Regions from separate parts of the Homo sapiens genome. Here region 2 is linked to region 1. The links are chromatin contacts, found by Hi-C in ENCODE. All regions are on one chromosome and are shown on one strand. The core of a region is the stretch at or near the end of the contact, and the rest is flanking DNA. Distances in the headings are between cores, read along the strand shown.

Region 1 (7,222 bases), core at 1-2,500:
GAGAGTCTGACATTAGGGTGGCAAGTGACTGACTGCTCTTGGGAAGGGCTTTCCTTTATAGCTTATGCCCTTTCAACTTTTTTGGTGTGAGTTGTTTTTTGGGGGGTTCTTTTTTGTTTTTGTTTTTGAGACAGAGTCTCACTCTGTCGTCCTGGCTGGAGTGCAGTGATGCTATCTCAGCTCACTGCAGCCTCAGCTTCCCAGGTTCAAGCAATTATCGTGCCTTAGCCTCCCAAGTATCTGGTATTAGAGGTGTGCGCCACCACACCCGGCTCATTTTTTTTTTTTTTTTTTTTTGTATTTTTACTAGAGACGGGGTTTGCCAGACGGAGGTTGCCCAGGCCGGTCCTGAACTCCCGGCCTCAAGTGATCCACCCGCCTCGGCATCCCAAAGTGCTGGGATTACAGGCAAGAGCCACCACACCCCGCCATGAGTTTTTTAACGAAAAGTGACAGAAGGTGAGAGCTGAAGGGTTTTGCCGTTCGTTTTAATATCCTTACTTGGGAAGATTAAAAGCTGCTCATTTTGTGGGGAAAGTATCATGTTCTGTGAAATCTTAAAGTCTAGATGACTTTAAGAGTTGACAAAACTCTTTGATTTTTATCACCACAATTAATCCGCCCATTTCACAGACCGGGCGGGGTCTGCAAGTCAGCAGGATATTCCCACAACATCAACTGTCTCTCCCACTTTAGCAGATGCAGGAACTAGAAGAGGAAGTACCGGAGCCCGCCTAGCTGAGAGGCTGGCGGAGAGGAGGGGGGCGGTTGGCTCACCTTGTCCTCTGGGTCCTTCACCTCCACAAACATGCCAAGCCCCGGGGTGGCCGGCTGGTACTCCTCCCGCTGCTTGTCATACAGCTGCGTCCGGTAGTTTCCTTGAGGGAAGCAGGGCGAGCCCAGGTCAGAGGAGCGCGAGGTGGCATGGGTTCCGCGACCGCCTGGGCACGGCGAGGCCGTCTCCTCCCGGCTCTAGAGAGCTGACTGTCTCGCATCCCCCGCCCCAAGACCACGGTCACGTTCCAAACTCGCCCCTTCCTCCCCGCCCCCGCACCTATGACCATGGTCTCGTCCGGGATCTCCTCAATAAAGCACTTCTTCTCCGTCTCTCCGATGTGAAAGTAGAGCGCGCTTCCGCGCGTCGCCAGCCACAGCACCAGCAGGAGGGTCCGCATCACTCTACCCAGCCCGGTTCCGGGCCGGGGCCGGACGAGCAGCACGCCCAGCTCCACAGCCATCTTGCTCCACCTGCCTGCGCAGCCGCAGCCGGCCGCGCCACGTCGCCCTGCCGCCGCCGCGGTGCCTGCCGGGACCGCGAGTTCCGCCGGGTGGACCACAAATCCCGAGATGTCCCGCGGCCCTGGCGCGGCAGTACCTGATTGGGGCGCGGCTTTTACCTGAGAGAGAGCGGGTGCCCTAGAATAAAAACTTATTTCCGTTGACTCTCTTCATGGCCTGGCAACTGACGATGGTTACCAGCTTTTCATAGATGAAACTGAGGTCGTTTGTTTGAGGTTGCGGAGCGAATTGCGAACAGAGACAGGATTCGAACCTAGGATCCCTGACTTTCCTTGGCACAGCATCTACCAGTCTTGATTTGCTTCTACCTTTAAAAATGAATTTAAAGAGAACGACCAAATAATGCACAAATGTATTATCAAAAAAGATTAAAAGAAATAAAAGGCAAGGTCTCCCATTACCACTTCTTTGTCCTCATACCCTGTCCACTCCTAAATCGGGTGTTACCCTCTCAAGCATTTCTCCGATCACACACACACACAAACACACACACAGCCTCTGCTGCCAGATCCCAACTGCAATGGCTCGTTACTAGCAATTCTACAGAAATAGAAAGGATCATAAGAGAGTACTATGAGCAAATATAAGCCAACAAATTGGATAACGTAGATGAAATGGACAAATTCATAGAAATGCAAAACTGACTCAGAATAGATAATATAATCTGAATAAACCTATAACTAGTGAGGAGATTGAATCAGTAATTTAAAAAAAATCATCCTTACTTAATATAGTTAAGATGTCAATACTATCCAAAGCAATCTACAGATTTAATGCAATTCCTGTCAAAATCCCAATGACATTTTTTGTAGAAACAGAGAAACTCATTCTACAATTCATATACTCTCAAGGGATTTCGATTAGCCAAAACAATCCTGAAAAATAAGAATAAAGCTGAAGAACTCACACTTCCTGATTTCAAAACTTACTTCCAAGCTTCAGTCATCAAGACAGTGTGGTACTGGCATATAGACAGACATATAGACCAATGGAATACAATAGAGAGCCCCAAGATATGCCCTCCCATATATGGTCAAATAATTTTTAACAAGGAGACCAAGCCCATTCAATGCGGGGAGGAGGGACAGTCTTTCTAACAAATGGTGCTGGGAAAACTGGATATCCACATGCAAAAAAGTGAAGGTGGTTCCTTCTCTAACACCATAGATAAAAATTCACCCAAAAAGACCCACAACTTTTAAAATCCCAAAGCATAAAACTCATAGAAAACATATGGCAAAGGGTTTACCACATCGGATTTGGCAACAGACTTCCTGGATATGACACTAAAGGCACAGGCAACAAAAGAAAAAATAGACAAATTGGACTTTATGAAAATTAAAACATTTTGTGCATCAAAAGACTCTGTAGCAGAGTAAAGAGGCAACCCACAGAATGGAAGAAAATATTTGCAAATCATATATCTGACAAAGGATTAATATCCAGAATATGCAGAGACTCCTAAAACTCAGCAACAAAATAAGAACAATCTCATTCAAAAACCACAACAAAGGGCTTGAATAGACATTTCTCCAGTGATCAACAAGTGGCCAGTGAGCACATGAAAAGATACTCAACATCACTAATCATTAGAGAAACACAAATCACAATGAGATAAAGAACAATGAGATACTACGTCATATACCCATTAAGATGGCCACTAGAAAAAAAAAAAGGAAAAGAAAGAAACTACAAGCATTGGCAAGGATGTGGGGAAATTGAACCCTTGTGCACTGTTGGTGGGAATGTAAAATGGTACAGACACTGTGGAAAACCGTATAATGATTCCTCAAAAAAGTGAAAATAGGCTGGGCATGGTGGCTTACGCCTATAATTCCAGCGCTTTGGGAGGCAGAAGCAGGAGGATTGCTTGAGCCCAGGAGTTCGAGACCAGTCGGGGCAACATGACGAAACCCCATCTCTACAAAAAATACAAAAATTAACTGGATCTGGTGGCATGCGCCTGTAGTCCCAGCTACTCAGGAGGCTGAGGCAAGAGGATTGCTTGAGCCTGGGAGGTCAAGGCTACAGTGAGCTGTGATCATGCCACTGCACTCCAGCCTGGGTGACAAAGCAAGACACTGTCTCAAAATAAATAAATAAAAATAGAATTACCATATGATTCAGCAAGTCCATATCTAGAGATATCCTCAAAATAATTAAAAGTAGGGTCTCAAAGAGATATTTGTACACATATGTTCACAGCAGCATTATTCACAAGCAAAAAAAAAAATGGAAGCAACCCAGTTCTTCATCAGTAGATGAATAGATAAGCAAAATATGGTACATCCACACAATGGAAATCCTTTCAGCCTTAGAAAGGATGGGAATTCTGACACATGCTACAACATAGATGAATCTTGAAGAAACATTACGCTAAGTGGACTAAGCCAGACATAAAATGATAAATACTGGGTAATTCCATGTATATGAGGTACTAGAGTCGTCAAAATCACAGAGACAGAAAGCAGAATGGTGGTTGCCAGGGACTGGAGGACAGGGAGAGTGAAGTTATTGTTTAATAGGTATAGAGTTTCAGTTTTCCAAGATAAAAAGAGTTCTGTAGATGGATGGTGGTGAGAGTTCTATGGCAATATAATGTACTTAATCCCACTGAAGTGTACAGTTAAAAACAGTCAACTTTGGCCGGGCACGGTGGCTCACGCTTGTAATCCCAGCACTTTGGGAGACCGAGGCGGGAGGATCACAAGGTCAGGAGATCGAGACCTGCCTCACCAACATGGAGAAACCCTGTTTCTACTAAAAATACAAAATTAGCCTGTGTGGTGGCACATGCCTGTAATCCCAGCTCCTCGGGAGGCTGAGGCAGGAGAATTACTTGAACCTGGGAAGCAGAGGTTTGGTGAGCTGAGAAGGCACCTTTGCATTCTAGCCTGGGCAACAAGAGTGAAACTCCATCTCAAAAAAAAAAACAAAAGTGTGGTAGAATGCTCCAGTGTAATCATCTGGGCCTTGAAATTTCCTTTTGGGGAGTGTTTTAATTATGAATTAAATTTCCTTAATAGCTATAGGGCTATTCAAAGTATCTATTTCATACTAGTAAGTTGTGATAGTGTGTGCTTTTTGAGTAATTGATCTATTTTGCCTAAATTGTTACATTTATGTATGTAGAGGTTCAGTCAGGATGGTGGGGAAAATTATACAATAAAACACAAAACTTGGAAGGCCAAAAGGTTTTTGCTTAGCTTCAGATAGTTTGGCTGAAAGCGGCCTAATCCTCTTTGAGCCATAGCAAGGGTAAGTAACATAGGAATGTAGAGGAGTCTATCTAAATAGCTTGTTTACTCATGTGGTTCTAAAAGTAACCTTTAATCATTCGCGGGCAGGATGGCGCTCTGGGGGAGGCAGGGGAAGGCGACCAGGTTGATTACCCTCTAATGGTGTTTACTTGAGACTTTTGCTGTGTTTAATGTGTGCTAAGTAAATGACGAGAAGGCCAGCGAGTAGGAGGCGGGGAGTCGGGGCCACGTTGCAAATGTACAGCACTCTCCTGGGAGTCTGTAGGGGGCCTGGACAATCGGCCTGACTGACAAGCAGAATATCTGTGTCAGTGTACATTATTCATCTGTCGTTGAGTTGAGGTCTGCAGCACACACCCCCACATATGTATGTAAAGTTGTCCGTGGAATTATTCTCTTATGATCCTTCTGATGTGGGCAGGGTCTGTACTGATGTCACCCGTTTCATTACTGATACTGGTGATTTATGTCTTCTTTTTTCTGTATCAGTCTTGTAAGAGGTTTGTCAATTTTATCAGTCTTTTCAAAGAATCAGCTTTTTGTGTCATTGATTTTCTCTGTTGCTTTTCTGTTTTTAATTTCATTGGTTTCTGCTTGTTATTTTTTCCTCTTCTGCTTGCTTTGGATTTAGTTTGTTCTTCTTATTCTAGTGACTTGAAGTAGAAGTTTGTGGGGTTTTTTTGTTGTTTTGTTTTGTTTTGATTTTTGAGACAAGGTCTCACTCTGTCACCCAGGATGGAGTACAGTAGCAACATCTCGGCTCATCGCAGCCTCCACCTCCCAGGTTCAAGCGATTCTCCTGCCTCACCCTCCCAAGTAGCTGGGATTACAGGCATGTGTCACCATGCTCTGCTAATTTTTGTATTTTTAGTAGAGATGGGGTTTCACCATGTTGCCCAGGCTGGTCTCGAACCCCTGACCTCAGGTGATCTGCCCTCTTCAGCCTCCCAAAGTGCTGAGATTATAGGCATGAGCCACTGCACCCGGCCAGAAGTAGTTTAGATTATTGATTTGAGACTCCTCTTTTAGTTAGGATTTTGGTTGTACCTAGCCAGAGGAATGGAGAAAAGTATGTCTATATCATCTTCTCAGAAGCAGAAGTCCTAAACTATCAGGTATGTTTTAAAGAACAAAATTATTACAAATAAAATTAAATCCTTATTCCCTCCATCCCTTTCCAGATGCAGCTACTTTAATAACTTTGATTTATATCTATTCCACTAATAAGATATTTTAAAAATAGGCCGGGTGTGGTGGCTCACACCTGTAATCCCAGCACTTTGGAAGGCTGAAGCAGGAGAGCTGCTTGAGCTCAGGAGTTCACGACCAGACTGGGCAACATGGTGAAATCCTGTCTCTACAAAAAAATACAAAAATTAGCCGGGTGTTGTGGCTCGCACCTGTAGTCCCAACTACTTAGCCAGGCGTGGTGGCACATTCCTGTAGTCCCAGCTACTTAGGAGGCTGAAGTGGGAGGATTGCTTGAGCCCAGGAGGTCAAGGCTGCAGTGAGCTGTGATTGTGCCACTGTACTCTAGCCTGGGTGACAGTGAGACCTGTCTCAATAAATAAATAAATAAAAATTAAAAGAAAGAAATTATGGACCAGGTGCAGTGGCTCACGCCTGTAATCCCCACACTTTGGGAGGCCAAGGTAGATGGATCACCTGAAGTCAGGAGTTCGAGACCAGCCTGGCCAACATGGTAAAGCCCCGTTTCTACTAAAAATACAAAAATTAGCCAGGCATGATAGCACACACCTGTAATCCCAGCTACTCGGGAGCCTGAGGCAGGAGAATCACTTGAACCCGGGAGGCGGAGGTTGCAGTGAGCTGAGATCATGCCACTGCACTCCAGCCTTGGCGACAGAGTGACACTCTGTCTCAAAAAAATAAAATAAATTATGGCACACTTCTATAATTAAATATTATATCGCCATGAAAAAAGAATGGCCATCTGGTTATCAGTAAGAAATTGGTAACTATGCCTGCTTATATAAAAGAGGAACAGGGGTTTGGGGAGCTATTGTGGGAGAGGAAGCTGCTTTGTAAATGTTTTACTGAAGCATAAAAAAAAGACAGAAAAGTGCATAAGCTAAATGTTTACCTCTCAGTGAATTTTCATAAATTGAACACAATTTGTGAAAATACCAACACCAGATGCCATAAATGTGTATAGTTGCTGTCTCTGCATCTATTTTTGGGTCTGGCATAAGTTGTCTGAAGCCCAGCCATACCCTTTCACCTTTGGCCTAGTTAAAACTTCCCGTCCCCATGTAGTTGCCTCTGATATAATTCACTCATTCCTCATCCCACTAATTCAAAACCCAACACACCCCATAGCTGCTGACCACGATAAAACCTAATGGTCATCACTAGGGTCATGTAAATGTTTCCCCTTTCATGCATGCTTTCTTTAAAATGCTCAACATCACTAATGATCAGGGAAATGCAAATCAAAACCACAATGCAATACCACCTTACTCCTGCAAGGATGGCCACCATCAAAAAATCAAAAAATAATAGGTGTTGGTGTGGATGGAGTGAACAGGGAACATTTCTACACTGCTGGTGGGGATGTAAACTAGTACAGCCAGTATGGAAGACAGTGTGGAGATTCCTTAAAGAACTAAAAGTAGAACTACCATTTGATCCAGAAATCCCAC
Region 2 (7,484 bases), core at 3,231-5,730, 1.4 Mb before region 1:
AACATGATGGATCAAGTAATCAAAAGAGAAAGGATCTACCTTCCCAGCATTTCCCCCTGGCCTGGCACATCAAGGAGACCCTTGAGCGCAGCCTCCTCGCTGTGCCCTGGCAGTGGGAAAATGTTATGCCCATCTCCCAATTACTCTGTCACTCACCGAGATGTGCGCCTTGGGGAACTCCACTCTCCACCATCCAGGGGTCTTCTCCTTGCTCTAACTGGGAGATGACCTTTGGCTTGGAAAAGAGAATCCCTGTTCATGAACAAGAAAGAAACGTGAGCGGCCATCGTAGCAGGCGGGTCCAGCCCCAGAGTGCCCAGGGCAGAGGGGCAGTACAGGGAAGGAGGAGGTTTGTTCTGAGAGGCTTCAAACTGGGCTCCTAGAGGACAACCAGGAGATGGTCCCAGGAAGAAAGTCAGGGCTCTGGTTGTGCACTCCTCTCAGCAGGAACACCCTGTGGGGCTCAGGGAACAGAGCTCAGTGGGCAGAAGACAGGAAAAGCAGAGAAAAGACCCCTTCATCAACTCTACTAAGCCAAGGTCTCTCCATACAACCAAGGGGAATGGCAATGGCCACTCTTGGAGCCCACCTGTGAGCCGACCTGGCCAAGCCCTCCAAATGTGCCCCCTGAGGGTGCTAAGGTGCTCTCCTGGCAGATTCTGCATCAGGAGGAAAGTTCCTTACCCAGTGAGACCAGGATGCTGTAGTTCTCCAGCATCACCTCCCGGTACAAGGCTCTCTGGGCAGAGTCCAGGTGCAACCACTCGTCCTGGCTGAAGAACACGGCCACATCCCTGAACGTCACGGACTCCTGGAATGGCAAACCCACTCCTGTTCATCCAGGACTGTCCCCACAACGAGAAGACTGAGAAGCAACCCTGTCACAACTTAGGGTTCTAAGTATTTCAAGTGTTTCTGGACAACTTTTCAGTTACCAAGCACACATTTATCATTTACCTATGGTGAGTGAAACACCGTCCCCTCAGGAAGCTTGAACACAGAGGCCAACCAAGAGAAGCACTTGAACCCATGAAACAAAATCAGAGCAAGAAAACACTGAACTTTAGATTTGGAAACGTCCGATCACCTAGACCAAACCCTCATCTTACAGGTCACACCTGACAGTCAGGTTTCGGAAGGAGGCACCAGCACATTCACTGAGGGAGATATAGGTGGAACACCACCAGGCTTGCTGGGAAAGGCGGTCACTGAGTCCTAGTTCTGCCTCAACTCGGGCCATCTCTATGAGTCCTGGGAAAGATGACACTGACATTCACAGTAGGGAAGGCTATGAGAATGTTCCAGGCATGGCTGTGTCAGGAGAGGTCCCAGGTGGTGGGCTACATAACCTTTCAAGCCAGAGGAGAAGGCTATGGTCAGTAGTCTCCCTCCCCACCCCAGAAGCTCCTGTTCTTCTATCTCTCTCCTCCTTCACTGGATGGCATGTTACTGCTCTGAACTAGGGCCATCTCCCCTTCTTGAGAGTCATCTTCTTGGCTGGGCACAGTGGCTTACGCCTATAATCCCAGCACTTTGGGAGGCCGAGAAAGGAGGATTACTTGAGCCCAGAAGTTCAAGACCGGCCTGGGCAACATAGAGAGACCTCATCTCTGCAAAAAATAATTTTTTTTTAATTAATTGGGTGTGGTGGCATGCGCCTGTAGTCCCGGTTATTCAGAAGGCTGAGACAAAAGGCTTGCCTGAGCCCAGGAGGTCGAGGCTGCAGTGACGTGTGATCACACTACTGCACTCCAGCCTGGGCAACAGAGTAAGATCCTGTCTCTTAAAAAACAAAACAAAACGAATCATCTTAAAAAAGCTTACTAGAAAATTCTAAAAGATCAATAAGCAAAACAACAAGAAGTGCTCATCTAACTTTCTACCACCAGAAAAAGTTAACTTTTTGCTATGTCTCTTCAGGTGATTTTCATGCAAATATGGTTCTATATTTAAATAAAAATAAAATCACATTATACAAATAACAGCATCCTGGTCACCACTGTTTACATGCTGCCCAGTAGTTCAGTGTACAGATGATCTAGTTTATGTAACTCCCCTAGCACTGGATGTTTAGGTTGTTTGCACTTTGTTCATACTCTAGAAATGCTGAATTGAGCATCCTGTACAGAATCACAAAGGCGTACAAAGCTTATCTCCTTCAGACATATTTTTCTTTCTTTGTTTTTTTTTTTTTTTTTTTGAGATGGAGTCTTGCTCTGTCACCAGGCTGGAGTGCAATGGCACAATCTCAGCTCACTGCAACCTCCACCTTCCGGGTTCAAGTGATTCTCCTGCCTCAGCCTCCGGACTAACTGGGATTACAGGAGCGCACCACCAGACCCACCACACCTGGCTTTTTTTTTTTTTGAGACGGAGTCTCGCTGTGTCACGCAGGCTGGAGTGCAGTGGCATGATCTCCGCTCGCTTCAACCCCTGCCTCCCGGGTTCAAGTGATTCTCCTGCCTCAGCCTCCAGAGCAGTTGGGACTATAGGCATGCACCACCATCCCTAGCTAACTTCTGTATTTTTAGTAGAGACCGGGTTTCACCATGTTGGTCAGGCTGGTCTTGAACTTCTGACCTCAAGTGATCTGCCCACCTTGGCCTCCCAAGGTCCTGGGAATACAGGGCCTCTCTTTTTCAAATTCCCCGTGTTAGGAAGGAATTATTTAACTCCTCCGTGTCTTTGTCCTCCACAGGGCAAAAACACCTGGATCTTTCACAAAGCTCTGGTAGTGGCAGTGGCCTGGCATTGGAGCCCCATTAAATTCTTTGTCAAAAAGCATGAGACTGGGGGCCGGGCGCGGTGGCTCACGCCCATAGTCCCAACACTTTAGGAGGCTGAGGCGGGCAGATTGCTTGAGGTCAGGAGTTCAAGACCAGCCTTGCCAACTTGTTGAAGCCTGGTCTCTACTAAAAATACAAAAATTAGCTGGGTGTGGTGGCACACATGCCTGTAGTCCCAGCTACCAGGGAGGTTGAGGCTGCAGTGAGCCATGTCCGTGCCACTGCACTCCAGCCTGGGTAACAGAGTGAGACCCTGTCTCAAAAAAGGGAAAGAAAAAAAAAAAAAAGCATGAGACAGGCTCTGAGGCAAGGGAAACACCTTCCTTCCAGAGTTTCTCAGCTACCAAGCCCTCTGGTCCTTCCCTGAGCTTCACTGGGTAGAGAAGCTCAACAACAGATGAAGAAGTTTACCACGTCTAGACCCTGAAGGCAGTTCAAGCAAAAAGAAGCCTTCACTCACCTGTACATGGGCTGGCAGCAACCTCCTTGCCATTTCTCCCTCCCTGCTGCCTCTCTTGGAGAAGGCACCTGGAATGGAGAAAAAAGCTGTGAGGTCTTTTCATCCAGCCTGCATGCCCACCCTCATTAGGCCAGACCAGGTTAGAAGCCATAAGCTGAGCACCTGCAGAGAAGGAGCCTGGAACTGCCCAGGCCAGAGGGGCCCTAAGTCCGGCCACTTAAACCAGTGTGGGAAGCAGGTTCAGAGTCACCGGGCCTGCTACCTTTCTGCCAGTGCTTTACGATAAAGACGAAAGGAGCGAAGGGATGAAGACCATCTGCCGTGCCTTAACAGGGTCAAGGGCAGAATCAGGCAAGGCTCATTCAGATAAAGTAATAGGAAATGACACAATATTCCACACATCTGCACTTGGATGTTGTTCAATACGAAAAACAGCAGTTGAAGAACTGATGCTCTTTTTTAGGAACAGCCAACCAAAAATTAGTCCTCTTTTCTTCCTCTTGTAAGATTTACTTCCTTTATCAAAAACAGTTATCAAAGCTGCTTAAAGGTAGCGTTACCCATTCTCCCTGGCCCCAAAAAAACAAGGGCGCAAGAAAACAGCATCACTAGCTAGAAATTGATTTAAAATTTAGAGAAATGGGAAGAAACGTAGCAAGTGGACATGGTTACGGTAAATAAAAAAAGAAATAGTTAAATCACTCTAGGACTGGCTGTAGGAAAACACTGCCAAACGTGCAAGACTGCCAAAAACGAGTAAATCTAAAGTTTAAACTCCGGGAAACGGAGTAGGGGGAGGCTTAAACCCACAAACACTAAGAGCGAAAAACCGCCCGGAGGGCTCCGGACCCTGAACCGAGGCGGCATTTTGCAGTTTCTGTTCTGGAGCCGTTTCCCCCGGAGTCCGGCCCAGGCTGCGGCCCAGGAGTCCAGCGGCGTCGAAGCGCCCTCCCGGCCTCCGCCAGGCCCTTCCCAGGCCACGCCCCCTCCGGGGCCGGGTTCACCTGCCGAGGCCGCCCCGGCTCGGACGCCCGGAGCCGGGGACTCGGCAGACACGCGCAGAGGCCAGCCCTCGTCCTGGTCCCGCCGCGGCAGCCGCACGCCCCGGGCCCGCCCTCACCGGCAGCCTGTACCTGGGCCCGCCTCGGCGGGGGGCGCGCAGCTCCACACCGCACAAGAGGCGAGCGGAACACCTAATTCAGAGACGTTTCCCGTCGCTGCCGGGCGCAACTGCGCCTGCGCGCCGGAGAGCCGACGGGTTTCCCTGGCTGAACCGCAGCGTTTGTCCCTCCGGACTTCATTTCCCAGACGTCGCTGCGGCACCACCACTTACGGTGTCCGAGAGAGAACCACAGCGCCGAGAGCGGAGAACGCGGTCGGGCTGTGGAGTTCGAGAAGGCTGAAGCCGAGTCCCTCAGCTTGGGCTCCAACTACTCTCCCTCCGCTAAACCACCCATTGTATTCGTAATTAGAATGACAAAAATAGTAAGACGGAAAAGTGAGTATGAATTTTTAAATCTGGAAGACTAGCCGCTGCTGATTATTCGCAGGTGGTGACAGAACTATTACAGTCCATTCTGCGATTTTAATTAAAAATGAATTATGTCTAAATTTTATAATCTCGGCCGGGCGCGGTGGCTTATGCCTGTAATCGCAGCACTTTGGGAGGCCGAGGTGGGCGGATCACAAGGTCAGGAGACCGAGACCATCTTGGCCAACATGGTGCAACCCTGTCTCTACGAAAACACGAAAAATTAGTCGGGCGTGGTGGCACATGCCTGTAATCCCAGCTATTCGGGAGGCTGAGGCAGGAGAATCGCTTGAACCTGGGAGGCGAAGGTTGCGGTGAGCTCAGATCGCGCCATTGCACTCCAGCCTGGGTGACAGAGCAAGACTCTGTCTCAAATAAATAAATAAATAAATAAATAAATTTTTGTAATCTTTACATATTTACTGGCACTCAGAGTAAAACAAAAGCATAAGCCTAGTATTTCCCTCTTCATGGCACTCACTTCTTTTGAAGTGACTTCTTTAAAACGTAAAATAAAGCCCAACTCCCAGCGCTATCATCACAACTGCATCCTCGGTGACCGGCACTGTACACGCCAAATACTATGTGCTCAGAAAGTGTTGATTTTTAAAATATCAAACATTAGCGTTTACAGAGACAAACCTAAACACAAAGGGTACTTGAAGATAGAAAATGCAGAGAGGGACTAAGAGATATCAGGTAGATAATATGAAAAAGAAATCTTGGATCACGATGTTACAACAATACAAAGATTATTGCAATGTAAAAATAATTAAATCGAACAAAATGGATGTTTTATATTGTTAAAAGATAATAATGCACATCACTAATCATTAGGGGAATGCAGATCAAAGCAGATCAAACATCCACTGCGATTTCACACTCATTAGGTTGGCTATTATAAAATTTGGAAAAAAAAGAAAACCAGAAAACAATCCTTGTGCCTTAATGGTGGGAATGTAAAATGGTAGCGCTGCGCTGGAAAACGGTATGGCAGTTCCTCAAAAAAAAATTAAATGTAGAATTAACACATGGGCAATTCCATTTCTGGACCATATGTTATTTCTATATTTAATTATTATTTTAAAATAATAATAATAAAGATATGACAGTTATAGACCATTATTGACAAAACAACATAGCATTGAGATTTACAAAGTAAAAGGTGCCAGACTGAGTACCCATGATTACCTCCCTTTTTCTCTTCATATTCTTCAAAGTAACCCCAAACACATATAATTTTCAAAGGAGCAAATCTAATGCAACTCTAGAAAAATACCATCAGAACACCAGAAATTGAGGAAACATTTGGAAGACATGCAGGAGACAAGTGCTCTGATACCCAAAATCTAATAAAAAGATTCAGAAGAAAGCAGAGAAAATGGGGAGGGGGAATAATAACAGATTGATTACATACAGAAATAGTGATAGAGATATAGCAGAAAACACATTCAAGCTGAGGAAGCCCTGAGTCTTCAGAGTAAATAAAATGTAGGGAGTTTGGCATAATGAATGAGCTAGGGTAGGGATGGCCCATAAAAAATACATCCTCGATGAAATATCACAACTCTGAGGATAAATAGGAACCCCTAAAAGTGGCCAGAAAAGACGGAATAAAAGGTTGGCATGTGTTATTTGCTACAAGTCACAGAAGATGGAACTGCTCAAGTTGGCTGAAATGAATAAGGAATAGCAAGAAATCACTGGGGCAGACTCCGGCTAGAGAAGAATCGGTGGTTCTATGATGTCAGCAAAAACCAGGTTTTGGCCGGGGGTGGTGGCTCAAGCCTGTAATCCCAGCTATTTGGGAGGCTGAGGCAGGGCAGTTGCTTGAACCCGGGAGGCGGAGGTTGCAGTGAGCTGAGATCGCGCCACTGCACTCCAGCCTGGGGGACAGAGCGACACTCTCAGAAAAAAACAAACAAACACGTTTCTTCCTTTTCTCCACCCTGATCCTCAGGAGCTGGATGTGATGTGGATATGTAAACAAAATCTAGGTTCTGTTGAGAATTAGGAAGGCGAGAGGATATTAGGTAACCAAGAAAGTCCACTACTCTAGACGAACCAAAGAAAGTGCAGCTGACATCAGGCTTCTCAGCAACACGGGTTCTAGAAGATGGTGTGGAGCAATGTCCTCAGATTTCAAACAGAAAATGATTTGGAATTTAAATAGAGTACTATAGATTCTGTAGAATACTATAACCTTCCAATCTTGCATTGGATTGTGAGTGAAGCAAAGGCATTTGGAGGATGAATGTATTTACATAGATTCCAATTCATAGAGTATCTCTGCTAGAATTAGTAATGAATGTAACTCATTTAAAAAAAGAAGAATCCCGCCGGGCGCAGTGGCTCACACCTGTAGTCCCAACACTTTCAGAGGCCAAAGTGGGCAGATGGCTTGAGCTCGGGAGCGCGAGACCAGTCTGGGCAACGTAGTGAAACTCCATGTCTCCCCACCCCCCTCCAAAAAAAAAAAAACCACAAAAACAAAATTAGCCGGGCATCGTGGCGCACGCCTATGGTCCCAGCTACTAGGGGTTGGGGTGGGGTGCTGAGGTGGGTGAATCACTTGAGCCAGGGAGGCAGAGATAGCAGTGAGCCGAAATTTCACGACTGCACTCCAGCCTGGGCCACACAGGGAGACCTGTCCCCCCCCCCCCAAAAAAAAAAGGCCGGGTGCGGTGGCTCACGCCTGTAATACCAG

Evidence for each region. Hi-C counts contacts between places; a loop is a spot of excess contacts on that map. Pooled maps may share reads with other maps.
Region 2: a pooled map shows a loop between it and region 1 (13-fold over the local background). The contact joins the promoter of ZNF879 here to the promoter of TMED9 in region 1. A Hi-C loop is called at or near these places in 4 of 50 pooled maps.

Annotation. Positions count from the first base shown.
Region 1 is chr5:177,586,231-177,593,452 of GRCh38, reverse strand. TMED9 (transmembrane p24 trafficking protein 9) reads right to left here and starts at 1,250. Exons shown (of 5, transcript NM_017510.6): 1 at 1,055-1,250; 2 at 778-878. The coding sequence starts at 1,238. RefSeq lists an enhancer at 1-45.
Region 2 is chr5:179,020,800-179,028,283 of GRCh38, reverse strand. ZNF879 (zinc finger protein 879) reads right to left here and starts at 4,480. Exons shown (of 5, transcript NM_001136116.3): 1 at 4,380-4,480; 2 at 3,247-3,314; 3 at 685-811; 4 at 157-252. The coding sequence starts at 3,279. RefSeq lists an enhancer at 4,351-4,852.